Regions from separate parts of the Homo sapiens genome. Here region 2 is linked to region 1. A link is an interaction called in ENCODE POLR2A ChIA-PET data of the cell type or tissue named here. Cell type or tissue: K562. All regions are shown on one strand. Each heading gives the region's core, and the rest is flanking DNA. Links, peaks and the distances in the headings are about the cores only. Region 1 overlaps PRKCZ (protein kinase C zeta). Region 2 overlaps PRKCZ (protein kinase C zeta).

Region 1 (2,836 bases), core at 337-2,836:
GCCAGGTAGTTGAAGCCTGGGGTTCTGAGCAGGCGTGGGCAGCACCCAAGGAGGTGCATGGCCGTGTCCTAGTGAAACTTTATGCACGCTGAAATCTGAATTTTATAGACTCTTCCGGTGTTTCAAAATATTATCCTTTTCATTTTATTCAGCCAATTAAAAGCGTAGAAATCCTAGCTTGCTGATTTGGAGCACTAGGCAGTGTAGGTTGCCAGCCCTCGTTCCCCATAGATTTGGGAAGTCGAGTGAAACGCATGTGTTAGGTTTATATGTTTCACATTTTACGGAATGCCCCTCATGCAGCTGGTCAGCCGCCTGACGAGGGAAGCTTGGCCCTTTGGAGAAGTGGCCGTGCCTCGTGGTGAGCTGCTGACAGAGCTGGAATTTGAACCCGGGGCTCTGGCCCGGAGTCCACTCCGTGAATGCAGATAAACACAGGTTTATGAGCTTGATGATTTAAATGGAGGTTTTATTACTGTTCAGGCAGGTGTGGGAGGCCAGCCATCAGGAGATGATGCCGTTGAGAAGGTCGTTTATTACTCAGCTTCTGAGAGGAGACCTCCTCTTGCCTCGCGGGGCCATGCGGGCAAGCGCCGGGTGGGTTGGAGGCAGGGGGATGTGTGGGTGGGGCCTTTACTGTGGTTTCCATGGGAAAGGTGTGGGGAGCAGGCATTGGGTCGGCCAGGTGGAGTAACTTCAGCCAGGCTCTGGGGTGCAGGGGCTGTCCCTGTGACCTGGGGAGGCCCCTGGGGCGACTGGGGGCCCGTGTAGGAGGTGGGCCCAGGTGAGAGTTCTGGGTTGGTGGGTTTGCATTTGAAAGGTTCGCTGTGGGACAAGTCCTTTGCTGTCTCTAGGAATCGGTTGGCCTCTCGGGGCCGTCCCTCCAGGGTCAGCAGGGCCATAGGTGCTGGAGCATCGAGGGCACAGCACGTATGAATGCAGGGAGCGTGTGGTGTGACTGGTCAGAGCCAGAGGTCTGCAGGACACTCCCCTCTGTCCCTCTGCACCCCCAGTGCGAAGCGGCCCATGTAGGCTCAGCACGAGTGCCGAGTGCGTTTGGGGAAGTGGGCAGAATTCCCAGCTGAGCACCCCGCGACCCCCCATGTTTTTTATGATTGGAGGAAAATGCCAGGTCTCACTTGCCAGTGATGACCAGGTCCCAGGGTTTGTCAGGGTACCAGGGTAGGGGTTGGAGGGTCAGGCCACCCAGCGGCGGTGGCGGCTCTGGGTCTCCCTAGGAGCCCGGGCTGGCCACAGCCAGGCACAGCACAGCCCGTGAGGTCTGGTCTTGGGAATGCGGGTGTCTCCTGCCTTAGGCTGAGGGTGTGCGTTTCCAGGCCAGCCGGGACAGTTTTCAGCCTGGGGAAGCTTGGCCTTTCCTGTTCCTGCCCCCCAGTGCCCACCGTCCCCACACACACTGGTGGGGTTTGTGGGGTGGACACAACCACATCGCAAGGCCCCTATGCCTCCTCTCCTCCCGCTCCGTTCCTGGGCTGCGGGACAGTGCTCGGGGCCCTTGGCCATTGGTGTCGAGCCCATTCACAGCCTCTGGACGCAGGTCAGAGGTCACTCGCCACGGCCACAGCTGCGCTGTCCCCCACTCCCAGCCTGGCAGGCCAACCTGCAGGACCCCGGGCTTAGCTGGGTTCTGTTCTGATGTCGCATTTTCAAGGTCCGCTGAGTCCGAGCCCTGCCTGGGTCTGGCTGCTGCCCGCCCGCTCTCTGGACTGTGCTGATGCAGAGATGCTTGTTTTCCTGTGACGTCAGCGTCAGCTCCTGCACATCCATGCCGTGTTTTAGTTTGTGCCTCAGCTGCTGGCTACAGCTTCCCGGGGGAGCCGGGTACCACCCGGGCCTGGAGACATGAGGAGGCAGGGATGTGAGGGGCGGGGGACAGGACAGCCGGCCTTCCGTTAAATATCTGCTCCTCGCGCTCGAGCCTCCCTGCCTATTGTCGGGGCCGGAGGCGAGCCGACGCAGCATCAGCTCGTCAACGGGAAGGAAGATGCCTCCCTGCACGCCCGCCGCGCACAGAGCATAAAGAATCTGCGCTGAGGAGGCAGGAGAAGAAAGCCGGTGAGTCGGGGGCATCTCCCCCGTGGATTTTCCGCGCCCCCGGGGCCGGGCCAGCCGTGCTGCAGGCCCTGTGCGTGCGGAGGACGGTGCCCGAGTCAGCATTTTGGGTCTGAGTCCCGGCGTTGCCGCTGCCTGTGCGCTGCACAGATGCTCCGGGCAGCAACACGGCTGGTGCCACGGCCCGGGGAAGGCGTGCGGCTGCAGCAGCTCCCAGCAATGTCAGGGGAAACGCAGTGAGAGGCTGTTGTTTTGCGGGTGACAGATTTTTAGAAAAATAAGGCTGTGGAGGGACCTTCTGAGCGAGGCAGGGGCTGCTGGAGGGACATGCTCACCCCGAGGACGGATGGTGTGTGGCCCAGGCCTGGTGGATGTGTGGCGGTGGCTGTGGAGGGCTGGGGGCCGGGGGGCTTGGGGAAATCGTCTTGGGCTCGTCTGCCTGCCTGGCCCCAGGGAGTTGCTGGCTGTTGGGAGTTTCACTGTGGCCGATGCTTTTTGGTTGTGGGTCTGTGGGTCTGTCGGGGCCAGGACGGATGGCCGCTTCGTCTCCATTCTGCATTGCTGCAGGTGGGCAGATTGATGAGACCACGGGTGAAGTCTGGAGACCCCAGGTGCCAGGGCTGGTAGTGGTAACAGCCAGCACCTGTTCCAGGCCTGCGGTCTTTCCGTCTCGAGCCTGCCCTCCCGCCTGTCTGAGCCCCCGTTTTGCATTGACAGTGTTGGGTTGGAGTCTGGGTGGCACAGCCAGGGTTAATGTGCACGG
Region 2 (2,905 bases), core at 153-2,652, 88 kb after region 1:
AAAACCAGGTAACTAGAGATTTAGCTGAAATGACTACTTTCAGCGTCCCCCGCCCCATTCAACTGGAGTCGGAGGACACTTTCTCACTAAGGCACGGTGATCTCAGATGGTAGGTGAGCAAACTACCCTTAAAATACGCCCATTCACTCGCTGTTCTAAAATAAAATCTCTTACTGTTTGCCACGGTTGATTATTTTACATTCATTCACACTCAATGTTTCTTTAAAAAGAACAAACACACACCTTTGCTTATCTGTGGAAGCGCTTCTCAGGCCGTGCACTGACTGAGACACTTGAGTAAGCTCTTCTTGGTCAAACTGACTTCTAGACATGAAAAGCACTTCACCCAGCAGTGTGCGTGTGTGTGTGTGTGTGTGTGTGTGTGTGTGTGTCAGTTATGCTTTGAAACCTGCCCGAAGCTCTGGAGAGGGAGACAGCTTTACTAACAGCAGAGAGTGACGTCCCTGGAACTGGTCACCAGCGTCAGGAGGCGTGGCACCCGGGGAGGGTCCGCAGGGAGCAGAGTGGGACTCCGTGGAGAGGGGGGCAGGCAAGGGTTGGGTCACGTAGGAGGGGCTCATGGGGGACAGGCCTGTGGGAAGGACGAGGGCAATGGTGTGTGTCAGGGACAGAAGAGAACCAGGCCTGAAGGTGCCAGGGGCTTTCGAAGCTGGACTTGGCCAAGAGGCCCTGGGATGCGGAGGCCCCAGGGATTCTCAGTGCAGTGCTGGTGTTGGGCAGGCACTCGTGTGAGGAGTAGGATCTGGGCCGCAGAAGCCAGAGGGACCTGCTGGGCCTGTCATGGCCTGGAGGGAAGCCTTAGGGGGTGGGGAGGAGGGGCCTGTCCCCATGTGGGGGAGTCACCCCGGTTCGCAGAAGTCAGGGCAGTGCTGGCCAGACAGGCACAGAGCGGAGCCAGCCTGGACGTGGAGGACTCGGGGGTGCTGTGGCCTGGGATGGAGACGCCCCGCCCCGCCGGGGGTGATTGTGGTTGTGGGTGTGTGAGAAAGAGGTGAGGGTGTGACGGGGTCTGACCCTGGGGTGCTGCCTCCTCAGGGCTGCAGGAGGAGGCGCCGCCGTCGGGGTGGAGGCAGTAGAGGGAAGGGCTCAGTGGGTGCCACAGCAAGGACAGCCTCGGCCGCGACCTTGGGAAGGGCAGGTGCCTCTTCTTGGGGAACATGAGTCACCTCCCTTTCAAAACCCATCCGTGTGCTGGAGTCATGGGAGCTCAGAACAGAAGGAGAGATCCTGACTGACACCCGTAGGGCCCAGCGTGGGCGCAGCCGCCTCAGCCTTTGTTCTGCCGACACACGGTGACGGCTCAGCGGCCCCCTGATTTGCTCACTTTTCATCGGGGTTGCCTAAAATGGTAAAAGTGCCACCCTAAACCCTAGCACTTCCGGAGCAGGACGCTTGGGCCTGTGGCCCCCACAAGGCTGTGCACGGGAGAAGGGGCTCTTCCCAGCATCAGGGGCCTGGCAGGAGCCAGGGGCTTGGTTTGCCTTTTGCATTGCGAGGGCGTCCTGCACTCTTCGGGAACACTGCGGACAGCTGCGCATGCATCCTCCCAGAGCCCTGGGCAGTGAGGGGCCCTCGGGGACCCCCAGGACATGGGCTTTGGGACACACCTGCAGTGTACAGGGGGCCCTGCTGTTTCCTGATGTGGTGTCACAGGCCACACAGGACTGTGCAGAACACGGGAGAAAGGGATGCGTTGTCTGTAGTTCTAATCGGGAGGCACTGGCCGCTCTTAGAACAGGTCAGGGGGCAGGTGTCATTGCCATTCGGGGTCACGTTAGGACCGGGGGACCTCCACTGCAGGCTTGGAGATGATTTTGCTAGTAGTGAGCAGAGATGAGGTCATGGCATCTCCCCTTCTCCATCCAGACCCGAACGTCCCATGCCACTGCGCCCTGCATGGTTCCCAGGATGAGCAGGGATAGGGGTGGCAGCCCTGGAGCCACCTGGAGTCTCCTTAGTTGAAGGAACTTTCAGGACCGGTCCTGAAATTGTGCCTTTGCTGCTTAACTACTAGATAACGACAGAGACCACATAAAACAAGAGCCTCTTTATAAACTTGTATCCCATTTTAACGTGCAGGAAAGAACCTTCGTCCGCACTCCAAAGACCCTTGACTAACCAGCGTCACCATCCAGACAGTTTTGCCTCGTTTTTCCTTTTCTCTTGTTTATTTTTCCATGTGGACTTTATAATCAACCCGTCTGCCTCCAGAAAGAAAAAGAAACTGGGATTTTCTTTTCTTTTCTTTGAGAAGGGGTCTTGCTCTGTCACCCAGGCCGGAGTGCAGTGGCGCAATCTTGGCTCACTGCAACCTCCGCCCCCTGGGTTCGAGGAATTCTCATGCCTCAACCCCCCGAGTAGCTGGGAATACAGGCCCCTGCCACCACACCCAGCTAATCTTTGTAGTTTTAGTAGAGACGGGGTTTCACCCTGTTGGCCAGGCTGGTCTCAAACTCCCAACCTCAAGTGATCCACCTGCCTGGGCCTCCCAAAGTGCTGGGATTACAGGTGTAAGCCACTGGGCCTGGCCCGAAACTGGCATTTTCATTGGGATTTGTTAAGTTCACACATTACCTGGGGCGAAATTGACATCCTTCTAAGTGTTGGATCTTCCCATTCAGGAACCCGGTTTACCTTTTCATTCACTCACATCCTCTTTCAGGAGACTCTTGAAGTCTTCATGTGGTTTTCTTCACTTCCTTGTCTAATTATTATTATTATTATTTTTACAGATGGGGGTCTTGCTATGTTGCCCAATCTGGTCTCAAACTCCTGGGCTCAAACGATTCTCCCACCTCAGCTTCCCAGAGTGCTGGCATTTCAGGCGTGAGCCACGGTGCCTGGCCACTTCCTTGTTTAATTTTGTCTTGAGTGTTTCATCTCG

The links. Peaks named below come from ENCODE experiments on the same cell type or tissue, not always from the same donor. Only the 100,000 strongest peaks of a DNase experiment are listed, where the experiment ranks them.
Region 2: POLR2A ChIA-PET joins it to region 1 with 5 read pairs; 2 of 35 experiments call an interaction of 5 or more read pairs at or near these places.

Annotation. Positions count from the first base shown.
Region 1 is chr1:2,071,854-2,074,689 of GRCh38, forward strand. The region is part of intron 4 of PRKCZ (protein kinase C zeta); the gene reads left to right. Among named protein-coding and RNA genes, the nearest start is that of PRKCZ, 23 kb to the left of the region's middle. In K562, for the core only: no CTCF peak of the experiment used is centred there; a DNase peak (open chromatin) is centred at 1,808; H3K27me3 peaks cover 2,425 bases.
Region 2 is chr1:2,159,881-2,162,785 of GRCh38, forward strand. The region is part of intron 10 of PRKCZ (protein kinase C zeta); the gene reads left to right. Among named protein-coding and RNA genes, the nearest start is that of PRKCZ-AS1, 23 kb to the right of the region's middle. In K562, for the core only: no CTCF peak of the experiment used is centred there; no DNase peak of the experiment used is centred there; H3K27me3 peaks cover 2,423 bases.